2 separate regions of the Homo sapiens genome follow, and region 2 is linked to region 1. Evidence: chromatin contacts called from ENCODE Hi-C data. All regions are on one chromosome and are shown on one strand. Each heading gives the region's core, a stretch centred on a gene start or an enhancer-like site at or near the end of the contact. The rest is flanking DNA. Distances are from core to core; before and after follow the strand shown. Region 1 holds the start of USP31 (ubiquitin specific peptidase 31). Region 2 holds the start of THUMPD1 (THUMP domain 1 NAT10 acetyltransferase adaptor).

Region 1 (7,679 bases), core at 1,796-4,295:
CCAGCTACCTGGGAGGCTGAGACAGGAGAATTGCTTGATTGAACACAGGAGGCAGAGGTTGCAGTGGGCCGAGATCAGGCCACTGCCCTCCAGCCTGGGCGACAGAGTGAGACTCCATCTCAAAAATAATAATAATAATAATAATTTTGAGATCACTGACATAGATCTTTTTTTCCAGTCCCTATCTCAGTCAAGTACTTCCATTCAAATTGCCAAGATCAAACAGCAACGATTTTTTTCCAAGAAAAACAGCATTGAGCAGCATAAGATGTAAGTAAAAAGTATTAAACGGGGAGAGATGCACACTGGCCATGTAGTTCGTCAGCAAGAAAGCAGGACCTTAACAAAGCAGATCCTCAGCTAGATGACCTTTTCATATTTTAACAAAATCATCTCCTTTTACTTAAATGTTGTTATAAAGAAGCTTTATAGCACCAATGGGAAACCAGTACCTTTTGCCATGAATTGAAGACAAATGGAAACCCAATAAAAACATAACCTTATTAAATTCTAGCTACTGTTACCTGCCAATGCTTCTAGACTTGAAGCTTGTTCTGTTTAAAAAAAAAAAAAAAAATGGGTGGGGGGTGAACAAGAGGTATTAAAAACAGGCTAACATCAAGCTGAGACTTCGTCCTGGGCAAGATTAGGATAGGAAAAAAAAAAAGGAATTAACCTTCTCCCTGTGTGACTTCACGCTGTTTTTGTTTTGTTTTGTTTTTACAGATAGAGTTTCCTGTTGCCCAGGCTGGAGTGCAATGGCACGATCTCGGCTCACTGCAACGTCCGCCTCCCAGGTTCAAGCAATTCTCCTGCCTCAGCCTCCTGAGTAGCCAGGATAACAGGCATGAACCACCACGCCCGTCTAATTTTGTATTTTTAGTAGAGATGGGGTTTCTCCATGTTGGTCAGGCTGGTCTCGAACCCCCGGACCTCAGGTGATCCACCCGCCTTGGCCTCCCAAAGTGCTAGGATTACAGGCATGAGCCACTGCGCCCCGCCCGATTCCATGCTGTTTAATACCATATTCATGTCCCACCTGAAAGTATCCCTTACACAATCTCACATCATGTTCCCCTTCTGCTTAGAGTAACCGCCCAATTTCTTAGTGCATCCTAAATGGTCCCATACCATCCGGTCCCAGCCCACCACTCGGCTCTCAAATCTCACCCTCTCACTACACTTGCAGCCCCACCAGCAAACAGCAAAGGAGGGCTTGGCCAAGGGCCATACATACCCCCAGGGATGTATAGCTCACCCCTGTAATCCCAGCACTTTGGGAGGCCAAAGCGGGGAGAGTGGCTTGAGGACAAGAGTTCAAGACCAGTCTGGGCAACACAGCAAAACCCCCGTCTCTACAAAAGTGTTTTAAAAATAAAAAATAGGTAGGTATGGTGGTGTGTGTCTGTAGTCCCAGCTATTAAATACTCTGGAAGGTGAGGCGGGAGGATTGCTTGAGCCCAGGAGTTTGAGGCTATGTGAGCACTGCACTCCAGCCTGGGCAACAGAGCAAGACCCTGTCTCTAAAAATAAAATAAAAATAAAAAGTAGCCTGTCAGCACATCAATCACAGCAGCAGGTTTTTCTTTCTTCAAACCACTATCTGATATTATCTCGTTAACTTCTTCAAGTCTTTAATAACAAAAATAATAGCAGCAAATACACATGATATGGAAGTATTTTACTTATCAGGTTGAACCCTATAAAAGTGCCAATCTGTAAATAAAAAACGGTTAAATATGGGTAATTCCACAGTGTTCGATTTAATATATTAACTTGTTTGCAGCTCACAACCACCTTACAAAGTAGGTCCCCCAGATGAAGAAACTGTAAGAACAGAGAGGCTGCTTAACTTACCCGACGTCACATTGCTAGTAAGTGGCAGAACCAGGATTTGAACCCATGCTCAACACTCCCACCCCACAAAAATGCAAGTTCCATGAAGGCGGATAGTCTTGTTCATTGCAACGTCACTCCCATTGCCTATTATCACAGAGTATGGGCACGTATGTAGTAAGTTCTCAATAAATACATGTTTGAGTGAGTGAGTGAGTGAATAAATGAATGAATGAATGAATCTCCTTAAAATCACTGGTCGACTGCCCAGACCACTCGGAGCAACCAATGCAGAAGCCTGCCGGGCCAAGAGGAACCGAGGGAAGGAAGACCTGGGCGGGCAGGTGCCCCAGGGGCTCGGGGTGCAGTGGGGGCGCGGCGGCGCGCGGGCTCACCTTGAAGTCGCGGCTGTGCTGCGGGGTGTACTCCAGGGTCCAGAGGGCCCGCACCAGGTGCGCCAGCTGCTCAGTGACCTCGCCCTGGCCCTGCGCGCCGCGGCCCGCAGGCTGCTCCGGGTCAGGCGAGGGCTCGGGCCGCCCCGCCCGGTACTGGCCCAGCGCCAGGTACTCGGCGAAGAGCTCGGTGTTGCTGAGGCACTGCAGCGTGGCGTTCATGAAGCACGTGTTGCCGTGGTTGCGGAGCCCCGCCACGCCGGGCACCGGCTCGGCGGCGCAAGCGGGCGGCGCGGGAGAGGCGGGCGGCGGCGGGCACGGCGGCGGCGTGGGCGCGGCGGCCGGCCCGGGCGGGAAGCAGCTGCGGAGGCCGCCGCGGTCTGGGGCGGCGCCCTCAGAGCTAAGGTGCGAGAGCGTGGACAGCGTCTTGAGAACGCGGCTCATGAAGCTGCCCACCGAGCGTGCAGAGGAGGGCGAGGAGGGCGAGGAAGGCGCGGCCGGCCCGGACGCCCCGGGGCCCCCCGCGCCGCCGCCGCCAGCGCGGCCGCTCCGAAACAGCCGCTTGCTGAAGGAGCGCTTCTCCTTCCCGCTCGCCGCCGCCGGCGGCCCGGACCCAGGCGCCGTTACCTTGGACATGGCGGCGGCCGCAGACACTCATCACCGCGCCCGCCCGCCCGGCCCGCGGCCCCGCCACGGCCGCCGCCGCATCCCGCAGCGCCGCGCCTCACCGGGCCCGGGGGCTCGACGCCCCACACACCTCAAAGCGCAGCCGAGCCAGCGAGCGAGCGGCGGCCGGCGGGGCCAGCGGGCGCGCGCGCGGTCCGCCCAGCTGAGCCGCTCACGTGACGTGCCTCCCGGCGCCGCCCGCCCGGCGCTGAAGCCGCCTCGGCCGCCATGTTCACTGTGGGACGGTAGCTGCCTCTCCAGCCGGACGCGATGCCTGGAGGCTGCGGGCGCGGTCCTGCTGCGTGAAGCCCGAGGGAGGCCATGTCTAGTGTGGGCGCCGTCCCGGCTTGGAGGAAAAGGCTGGGCTCCCGTTGGATGGTGGATCCCCGGGGTGGGTCTCTGTCTTTGCTGGTCAGATGGCAGAGGCGGGAACGTGCAGGAATCAGGATGCTGTCAGTTACCAGACCGTGCAAGAGCTGGTGGACATGGCCCTGACAGGTCCTGGGCAAGTCAGCCCTGTCTGGCTCCCAAGGGACGTTGCAGATACCTACCCTCTGGGTGCCAGCGGAGCGCAGTCACAGACCCTGGCACGTCCCAGCGGGCTTTTCTTCCTGGCTGCACCTTGGAGTCCCAGCGAAACGCTGTTATCATAACTACTTTCCTTTTCATTCCAGCCTTTAAAACTCCTCCGGGCTCTCCCATCATTCATCATTCCATTCATTCATTCACTCACTCATTCATTCAGCAGTTACTGGGGATATTGCAAAGAATTAAACCTATTAAATTAGAATCAAATGTCATATCCCCAGCGGATTAAATTAGCACGGTTTCTACCTGCCCTCTTGCAGCTTACATTCCTACTGGGTGTTTACAATAGCTGTTGTGTTCCACACATTATGCCAAGCATGCAATATTTTCTTTAATCTTTAATTCACCGTCTTTGAGATTGGTACAGTTCTTATCTGATTCAAACCCAAGTTTTATTTACAACCCCTATACTTGACCTCTAAACCAAAGGTCACGAATCCACAAATATCACAGGTCACAAACCCACAAATGAGTGAAGAATCCTGGTGTTTGAATCATCATATTGACTTTCAAGTGACTTGGGTCTCAGTGTTGGGGGAAATATAAGGAATGATGGGGACTATAGCAGACTTCAAATTAACATCTTTCTAAAGAGGTGGCTGCCACTCAGCTCCAGCCAGTTGTTCCCATGTGAGAACAGGAGCTCAGCGTTACCAGATCATCTGATGTTTTAAGAGAAGGCAGAAATCCTATTTTTAAACGTTGGTTCCATTAAAAAAAAAATAGTGCAGGGAGCAAAAAATAGTACATCTTTGGGATGCCTTTAGTCCAAAATCAACTAGTATATGACCTCCTCTCTATAGGCTCCCCTCTGCTAAAAGGGCTAGTCTGAGTCCTGAGGCAGAAGAGAGAAATCAGAGAAGGGAGAGCCCTTCCTCCTTTTTAAAACATGAAGGCCACCTTACACCACGTTTCAAAGTAAATGGTTTTTACCTTTGACCTCCCTCCCCAATGTAAGTAGGGCTCTATGATGACATCTCCAGGGTGCTCTGCACTGTCCCTAATCGGCTCCACTCTCCTCTTAGTCAAAATTCTTATCTGGACACCAGGAAGAAAGCCATCTGATTATTCACACTAAAATGTGAATGCAATGGCCCTCAACTTCTGGGCAGTTTGATCTAGACTCGAGGGCCTTTGCTGGAGCCGTTCCCTCTCCCTTGAACCTTTCCTTAGCTAACTTAGAACCTTTCTACTTAGCTAACTTCCCCTCATCCTTAAAGTCCCACCTTAGATATCACCCCCTCCAGGAGATGTCCCTTCCACAGGCCCTCTTGGCACCTCTCATTCATGACACTGACTTGACCATATTGCAATTCAGTTTACAATCATCACCTTCACTAATATGTGGGCTTCAACCCAGTAGAGACCCATCTTACTCATTATTCGGTACCCAGTAAGGTAGCCATTATATAACAGGTTGATTATTTGGCAACTTTATACCTAAACAATGTCGTGTGTGTGTGTGTGTGTGTGTGTGTGTGTGTGTGTGTGTATGTGTGTGTGATGGAGTCTCACTCTAACAACCAGGCTGGAGTGCAGTGGCGGGATCTCAGCTCACCTGCAACCCCCATCTCCTGGGTTCAAGCAATTCTCCTGCCTCAGACTCCTGAGTAGCTGGGATTACAGGCACTTGCCAGCACACCTGGCTAATTTTTGTTTTTTGTTTTTTGTTTTGTTTTGTTTTGTGAGCAGCAGCAAGATTTATTGTGAAGAGCAAAAGAATAAAGCTTCCACAGCGTAGAAGGGGACCCGAGCGTGTTGCCCTAATTTTTGTATTTTTAGTAGAGACGGGGTTTCACCATGTTGGCCAGGCTGGTCTCGAACTCCTGACCTCAAGTGATCCACCTGTCTCAGCCTCCCGAAGTGCTGGGATTACAGGCATGAGGCACCGCGCCCGGCCTCTAAACAATATCTGAACTTCTTGGTGGGATACCTAAGAACTGCCTTCCCAGTCTGGGCCCCTCTCACTAAGCTTACAGGTCTTATAGGTCTCCACTGAGCCTCAAAGTTTGACACAGGCTTGAAAAAATTCCTCATTGGAATGTTCAGATGATCATTCTTAAAGACTCACCTTGAACATTCTGTAGTGAATCTTTCATTGTCCCTCTCTGTACCACCCCTTACCCCTAAGCTCGGGAAACGTAAATTAGAAACAACAGTGCAGTGAATATTATCATGACCTATACCTTGTCCATCATGTAGCTATCTCCTTAGGCTGAAACCTTGGATCAAAGGGTATGCGTATTCCATATATGACACCTATTGTCAAGCTGACCCCCAGAAAGGTTTTATCCTGTCAGCAACTAATGGGAAATGCACATTTCCCAATCCCAACATACTGTTGAGTTTTCCAGTCTTTTTCACATTGACAAGTTTGATGAACAAAAGATGGCATATTAATGCACTTTTTGTTTGTATGAGTAAGGTTGAACATCATGTGCCAGTCTCTCTGCTATCCAACATCTCAACCAACTTCCTGTCTGCAAGGGATACCAAATTAGGCAGGACCACTCAAGATCCCACTATGAAAACTGGGTAGGGTGGCAGGGAGCAGGTATTCCCCTTCCTACCCCTGGAAGCTAGAGCCCAGGAACATGACCTAAAAAAGACCACCGCCGGGTGCAGTGGCTCATGCCTGTAATCTCAGCACAGGCAGACAGAGACGGGAAGAGTTTGAGACCAGGCTGGGCAACATCACGAGATCCCGTCTCTAAAAAAATAAATAAATAAGCCTGGTGTGGTGGTGCACTTCTGTAGTCCCAGCTACTCAGGAGGCTGAGGCGGAAGGATTACTTGAGCCTAGGAGGTGGAGGCTGCAATGAGCTATGATCGTGCCACTGCCCTCCAGCCTGGGTGACAGAGCAAGACCAACTATATGTTCCTACCTAGACTTTGGCTCTAGAAGTATTGATACACGGTTCGTTGGAGATAATGCAGTGAATTAATGAATCTAGCAGCTATATATTTAGCAGTGTGGCAGTACGGTGGTGTACAGTGTGGGGGTGGTAGCAGCAAGTGTCCAGCTGCTACTCTAGTGGCAAGTTCTTACTGGTGTCTGTGTCCCTGGGTTTCTGCCCAAGCCTGTTTCTCTGGCTCTGTTCTTTCTGTGAGCTAACCTGATAGGTTTCCTGTAAATCCTTTATTGGGGAAACAAACCAGTGTCAGTTTCTGCTGTTTGCAATCAAGAAAACAACTAGGAATACCTTTTAATTAGCGATTTTATTTTTACTGGTGTGATTCACCTGCACACACCATTTGCCCATTATTCTTTTCGGTGTATTCCTTTATAGATATTATCTCGTAGAAGTTTTTTGTTTGTTTGTTTTGTTTTTGAGATGGAGTCTCACTCCATCGCCCAGGCTAGAGTGCAGTGACATGATCTCAGCTCACTGCAACCTCTGCCTCTTGGGTTCAGGCCATTGTCGTGCCTCAGCCTCCCAAGTAGCTGGGATTACAGGCATGTACCACCACGCCCAGCTGATTTTGTACTATTATTATTATTATTATTATTATTTTGAGACAGAGTCTTGCTCTGTCGCCAGGCTGGAGTGCAGTGGCACGATCTCAGCTCACTGCAACCTCTGCCTCCCGGGTTCAAGCGACTCTCCTGCCTCAGCCTCCCAAGTAGCTGGGACTACAGGCACGCACCACCACACCCAGCTAATTTTTGTATTTTTAGTAGAGACGGGGTTTCACCATGTTGGCCAGGATAGTCTCGATCTCTTAACCTCGTGATCCGCCCGCCTCGGCCTCCCAAAGTGCTGGATTACAGTCGTGAGACACTGCGCCCAGCCAAATTTTTGTATTTTTAATAGAGACAGGGTTTCACCATGTTGGCCAGGCTGGTCTTGAGCTCATGACCTCAAATGATCCGTCTGCCTTGGCCTCCCAAAGTGCTGGGATTACAGGCATGAGCCACTACACCTGGTCCATAAAATTATTTTCTATATAAATTATATTATTTTTCAGTCTATACCATTCCCTACTTCCCTTTCAACCATGTTTACAGTGTTTTCATATCATATACAGAACTTAAATTATTATTTTTATTTTATTATTATTTTTGAGACAGGGTCTCACTCCATCATCCAGACTGGAGTGCAGTGGTGTGATCATGGCTCACTGCAGCCTTGACTTCCCGGGCTCAAGCGATCCTCCCACCTCAGCCTCCTCAGTAGCTGGGATTACAGGTGCATG
Region 2 (6,661 bases), core at 1,366-3,865, 2.4 Mb before region 1:
TCTCGCTTTGCCTCCCAGGCTGGAGTGCAGTGGTGCGATCTTGACTTGCTGCAACCTCCGCCTCCTGGGTTCAACCAATTTTCCTGCCTCAGCCTCCCAAGTAGCTGTGATTACAGGCGCATGCCACTACACACAGCTAATTTTTGTATTTTTAGTAGAGATGGGGTTTCGCCATGTTGGTCAGGCTGGTCTTAAACTCCTCAGGTGATCCACTCGCCTCAGCCTCCCAAAGTGCTGGGATTACAGGTGTGAGCTACCATGCCCAGCTGACTCAGTATTGATAATAAAGCTTTTTTTACGAAGCTGGGACACCACACCCTTCAAAACGTGGAGCAAGGCCGGAAGTGGTGGCTCATGCCCATAATCCCAGCACTCTGGGAGGCAGAGGCAAGCAGATCACCTGAGGTCAGAAGTTCGAGACCAGCCTAGCCAACATGGTGAAACCTTGTCTCTACTAAAAATACAAAAATTAGCCCGATGTGGTGGCAGACGCCTGTAATCCCAGCTACTCAGGAGGCTGAGGCAGGAGAATCGCTTGAACCCAGAAGGCAGATATTGCAGTGAGCTGAGATTGCACCACTGCACTCCAGCCTGGGTGACAGAGCAAGACTCTGTCTCAAAAAAATTAAAAAAAAAAAAAAAATGTGGAGGAAGAGGGAATTCCCGCAGACTATAGAATGTAAAATTTGAAAATGTTTTCAAAAGCATCCTGACAGTTTGAGGCAGAGAGAAACGTGCTGACCAGATCAATCATTTTAGGGTGGACCTTAACACGTTGACCAGGTATCTGTGTGCCTCACACGACACTGTCCTTTTGGTGAGATTAGACCAAATACCTGTGGAATTAAAAACCCTTACTCTTGTTCTATTAAGGAACAAGGCACAGAAATACATTGTTCAATAATTTTGGCCAAGCATGGTGGCTCATGCCTGTAATCCCAGTACTTTAGGGGGCAGAGGTGGGCGGATCCCTTGAGCCTAGGAATTTGACACCAGCCTGGACAACATGGCCTGAGAACCCGTCTCTACAAAAAATACAAAAAATTAGTCGGGCATGGTGGCACATGCCTGCAGTCCCTGCTACTCGGGGACTGAGGCAGGAGGACTGCTTCAGCCCCGGAGGTGGAAGTTGCAGTGAGCAAGAGCATGCCACTGTACTCCAACCTCCACCTTGGGTGACAGAGCAAGACCGCTTCCAAAAAAAGAATTTGCTTAAAGTACAGGAGTAGACAGGATATGTGCTTGTTGCCCAGCTCTCTGCCCCCTAGTGCCCAACGAAATTGCCAGTCAGGCACAATAATAATTGTATACATTTACAGAAACTTTATTACATACCAGTATGTATTTTATGTACATAAGCAACTCACTAGCCAGTCTTAAAGTATTCTCTTTTTTATCTAGCTCAGCAGCATCAAATAATGTGCCCATGTCCGAGTCCCCAAGCTAGTAGAGGATGAGCCGTGAATTTAAATTCCCTCTGTATTACCCTTCTTCATTTAATCCCTCAGTGTGCGTGTGTGTATTGGTCCAGATTCTAAGCCAGTAATATGATTTCCAAACACTAAGACTTTAGGTGATATTGGTAAAAGTTTTTACGTTCTAAAATGTATTTTAAGTGCAGTAACTAGCATTAGTAGTAAACCTATTATTTCAGAAATATTATTGCTTCAGGTAAACACATTATTACTCCAACTTCACGAGGCTGTCATGAAAAATGTGTTTCTGAAAGAGCTTCAGCACACCGCCTGGCCCTCAATGAGCAATCCTTAAGTGGGAGGTAGGCCGGGCTCAGTGGCTCGCGCCTGTAATCTCAGCACCTTGAGAGGCAGAGACGGGAGGATCGCTTGAGTGTAGGGTTTAGGACTACCCTGGGCCAAACAGTGAGACCCCTTATCTACAATTTACAAAACTTAGCCGAGAGTGGTGGCGCGCACTCATAGTCCCAGCTACTCTGGAGGCTGAGACAGGAGAAGTCGAGGCTTCCCTGAGCTATCATCACGCCACTGCACTCCAGCCTCGGCAACAGAGCGAGACCCTGTCTCACAAAAATAAAAATAAAAGTAATGGGAGCTACCGTGGTTACTGATGGCAAGAAAAGGTGCAAGCACTTCAAGCACAAAACCGATAGCACCGAAGTCTGCGAGCGTCTCAGGACTAGGGACGGAAACGCCGGCGAGGCCACGCCCCTACAGCCGTCACGCCGACGACCCGAGGCGCGCATGCCCATACCAGCAGCCATCCCTCCACCCTTCCCTCCTCCCGCAAGGCCTGGCAGCCGGCCCGCCCGCCCACCCCGGGACCGGTACCTTTTCTGGCCCATACATGTCGTCGCCGTATTCGTTGAGGAGGCTGTAGGCCTCCTCCACGCACTTGCGCTCGTTCATATTGCAGGTGATGAGGATGCCCTGTAGCCCGGGCTCTAGCTGACGGGGCCCGCCAGCGTCGCAGCGCCGAGCGCGCTTGGCCAGCACATACTGAGCCTTGCCTTTGCGCTTCCCGCCGCCAGGCTGAGTAGTCTGCTGGGCAGGGGCCGCCATGGTGTGCGCAAACTGAGAGGAAAGAGAAACGTTTCTCCGCTGCTGTTGGCGTCCTCGTCTATCGCCGGCGCGAACTGGTGACGTCGGATATGAGCGACGGCCTCCCCTAGCCGGCCTCGAAGCCTCATTCCGTGCTGCGCCAGGTCCTAAGGCCGGTCTGCAATCGTGAAAGGGGTGGAGTGATACCCGCCCAAGCCCCGCCTCCTGCCCCGCCTCCCGACTGCAACCTGAATCCAGTAGAGGCAGCATAGCAGCCATTCTGGAAGTGGTGTCGGTGGCTCCTCAAGCCCTTGAAGCTGGCTCCAGCCATATAGCTTCTTCCACCCAACCTTGGTACCTGTTCCTCCAGCCTTCCCTATAATTCTGCCAGCTACTGTGGAGGAAAAGTTAAATATTAAATTTGAACTCAATTGAACGTGGACACAATGGTCAAGTCCCGTAACAGGTTGCATGAGCCCCTTGAGGCATTCATTCATCCAGCACTGTTACAGATAACTCTGTACCTGTACTTGAGTTATTGAAAAACAGACAATCACAGAAACAAGTTGACCTTTATGTGTTCCTTGAGCCCAGTCGAGAAGGGCCCTCGTGACTGGGCCTCATGCCAATCAACGCATTACAAAAAGAGCCAGGGTCGGCCGGGCACGGTGGCTCACGCCTGTAATCCCAGCACTTTGGGAGGCCAAGGCAGGCAGATCACGAGGTCAGGAGATGGAGACCATCCTGACCAACATCTCTACTAAAATGCAAAAAATTAGCCAGGCGTGGTGGCGCGCACCTGTAGTCCCAACTACTCGGGAGGCTGAGGCAGGGGAATCACTCGAACTCGGGAAGCGGCGGTTGCAGTAAGCCGAGATCGTGCCATTGCACTCCAGCCTGGCAACAAAGCGAGGCTCTGTCTCAAAAAAAAAAAAAAAATGAGCCAGGGTCCCAGGCCACACGGAAGCTTCTTGAGACCCCTCCTCCTCTGTGCACGGACAAGTGGCTGACTCTGGAGCCCAGGCTGTTGCTTCCCGGTCTGGTGATGAATCCAACATAGTCTGGTGCGTGTAAATATATATATATATATATATATTTTTTTTTTTTCCCTTCTCCCCTTCCCATTGCAATTTGCTTACTATATCATTTGCTTATTATATCTGCATTGCCATTTACGTGGGATAAAGGTTGTTTACCCCCAAAGGTATTGTATGTTTGTCTATTTTTTTTTTTTTTTTTTGAGATGGAGTCTCGCTCTGTCGCCCAGGCTGGAGTGCAGTGGTGCGATCTGGGCTCACTGCAAGCTCCGCCTCCCAGGTTCACCCCATTCTCCTGCCTCCCTCCCGAGTAGCTGGGACTACAGGCGCCCGCCACCACGCCCGGCTAATATTTTTTATTTTTAGTAGAGACGGGGTTTTACCGTGTCAGTCAGGATGGTCTCAATCTCCTGACCTCGTGATCCACCCGCCTCGGCCTCCCAAAGTGCTGAGATTACAGGCGTGAGCCACCGCGCCTGGCCGTATTTTGTCTTGTTTTTTCCCCTCGCGCATTTCCCACATAGAACAGTTACTCAAAAGGCTTCCAGTAAATTCCATTTCAGCCTCAATTTTCCAGGCTATGTTTCTATTTCACTTAAAACCAAGGATGTTGGCTGGTGTTGTTTCATGCTGCTTTCGTTGCGGCCTTTTATCCATAGTCTTGGCAACTTATCATGTTACTGTCTTTTTAAAAATCATTGAAGATGCCACTTTTGAAGAATGTGTTTAAAAAACAAGTGCTTCTCATACTACTCTTCAGGTACAAACCTCTTAGCAGATTTGAGTTCCTACAAAGCCCTAAAAGATGTAATCTGATATTTTGAAAGGGACACCGAATTCACAGTCAATAAACCCTAGGTTCTAACCCCAGATCTACCACTATGTCCAAAAATTTTATCATCTTATTGTTTGCTTTTACCTGTGTATTCAATACAGCATTTAATTTTCAGAATTTCTTTGGTGGACACTGCACAGCAGAGATTTCTAGAAGTCCTCAGTTGTTTGTGAAGAGCAGTGTCATGACACTGGCATTGGCCTTCCCCCAAATCTCTCTCTCTTCTGCTGGCTGGGTTTCAGTTGCCCACACTCTGCCACCTGTCCTTAGGATATCAAATATTAGCATACAGATAACAAGTTAAAATATATATATTTCAAGTCCCAAGCATATTTGAGTACTATATGGAGGCAAACTTGAAAAACAAAAACTCAGTTTTGTTAAAATATGTGAGGAGGCAGCTTTAGGCTAAATTTAAGTTTGGCCTAAATCAAGCTTGTCCAACCTGTTGGCCCACAGTCAACATGTGGCCCAGGACAGCTTTGAAATTCAACCGGCCCAACACAAATTAATAAACTTTCTTAAAACACTCTGAGGTTTTTCTGCAATTAAAAAAAATTCATCTGCTATTGTTAGCATTAGTATATTTTATGGGTGGCCCAAGAGGATTCTTCTTCCAAGGAAGCCAAAAGATTGGACATCCCTGGCCTACAGGTTTCTCCATACATAGTGAACTATAACCTAATTGGATGTGTAAACAGACTGTAATGGCTGTTGTAACAAGTAGCCAAATCTCAGCCAAGCACAGAAGCCATGCTCAACCACTCACAGGTGGCTGATTGTTCAAACCATGTTTTTTATTTTTATGTTTTTTGAGACGGAGTCTTGCTGTCGCACAGGATGGAGTGCACTGGTGCAGTCTCGGCTCACTGCAACGTCCACTTACTGGGTTCAAGCGATTCTCCTGCCTCAGCCTCCCAAGTAGCTGGGATTACCTGTGCATGCCACCACGGCCAACTAATTTTTGTATTTTTAGTAGATATGGGGTTTCACCATGTTGGCCAGGCTGATCTTGAACTCCTGACCTCAAGAGATCTGCCCACTTCGCCTCCCAAAGTGCTGGGATTACAGGCATGAGCCACTGCGCCCAGCCAAACCACGTTTAAATAAGGCAAATACTGAGTTGTAACCTATTGGGCTGTTTCTGTACCTTACTTCCATTTCCTGCACCTCACTTTTCTTTTTATGTCCATAAATCATCTCTGACCATGTGGCAGCACCAGGATGTCTCTAAACCTATTCCGGTTAGTGGGTCAGGGGCCTGCCTGATTTGAGAATCCTTCCTTGTGCAATTTAATTCTGTTAAATTTAATTTGTCTAAAGTTTTTTAACAGTTTATTGTATTTCATGGTTGCTGACTGTGCAGAGAATATCCAATGAAGTGAGAAAAATATGCAACCCTGTAGCTCTCAGTCTAGACGTTAGTTATCTAAATCACACACTCATCCTGTGGCAGCTGCCGGGGCTGCGTCCACTTACTTCCTCTTCTGAAACAGGCCCTCGTCCAGCTCTAAATAACTCAGCCTTCATTTATTCCTTATTATTCTTCTTTGTTCTTTTTTGCTTATTCTTTAGACTACATCTATTATTTCATGGCTGTGTGAACTTTCACCTCCTTAGGTTACCTCCCAGACATGGACAATGGCCCAGTGTCTATCCTTAGACACCAGGGACTCTGTCGCTTGAAAACCTCTCTTAGAAGGGACCACTTGGGGCCAGGCACGGTGGCTCACGCTTGTAATCCCAGCACTTTGGGAGGCCAAGGAGGGTAGATCACTTGAGGCCAGTTCAAGACCAGACTGGGTAACATGGCAAAACCCCATCTCTACTAAAAATAAAAAAATTAGTTGGGCATGGTGGTGCATGCCTGTAATCCCAGCTATTTGGGAGGCTAGACACGAGAGTTGCTTGAACCTGGGAGGCAGAGGTTGCAGTGAGCTGAAATCGTGCCACTGCACTCCAGCCTGGGCAAAATAGACTCTGTCTCAAAATAAATAAATAAATAAATAAATAAATAAATAGAGACCACTTGGCACCTTGTGGCACCATCTAGAGTAGATTAAGGTGATCTGAGGATGTTACCTTTTGTTTTAATTAACCTATTTGCTTCAGATATTCAGAAGGCCTCACAGCCAAGCAAGGGGGGAATGGTGTGACACATTCTAGATTCCCTTTCTGTTTCTCTTCCTAACCTTCAAAGTTACTGTCCCTGAAGTTCTACTTGTATGTTCAGTACAGAACCCAGGTAGGAGATGCTCTTAGACACTCCTCGT

Evidence for each region. Hi-C counts contacts between places; a loop is a spot of excess contacts on that map. Pooled maps may share reads with other maps.
Region 2: a map of CD4-positive, alpha-beta T cell shows a loop between it and region 1 (16-fold over the local background). The contact joins the promoter of THUMPD1 here to the promoter of USP31 in region 1. A Hi-C loop is called at or near these places in 2 of 168 maps with a recorded cell type or tissue (CD4-positive, alpha-beta T cell and CD8-positive, alpha-beta T cell) and 6 of 50 pooled maps.

Annotation. Positions count from the first base shown.
Region 1 is chr16:23,146,407-23,154,085 of GRCh38, forward strand. USP31 (ubiquitin specific peptidase 31) reads right to left here and starts at 3,046. Exons shown (of 16, transcript NM_020718.4): 1 at 2,232-3,046. The coding sequence starts at 2,864. RefSeq lists silencers at 2,187-2,416, 2,547-2,646, 2,747-2,796, 2,947-3,046 and an enhancer at 3,227-3,446.
Region 2 is chr16:20,739,203-20,745,863 of GRCh38, forward strand. It overlaps THUMPD1 (THUMP domain 1 NAT10 acetyltransferase adaptor), which reads right to left and starts at 2,616. Exons shown (of 4, transcript NM_017736.5): 1 at 2,307-2,616. The coding sequence starts at 2,537. It also overlaps a transcript of ACSM3 not described here. RefSeq lists enhancers at 1,802-1,891, 1,922-2,061, 2,362-2,411, 2,422-2,691.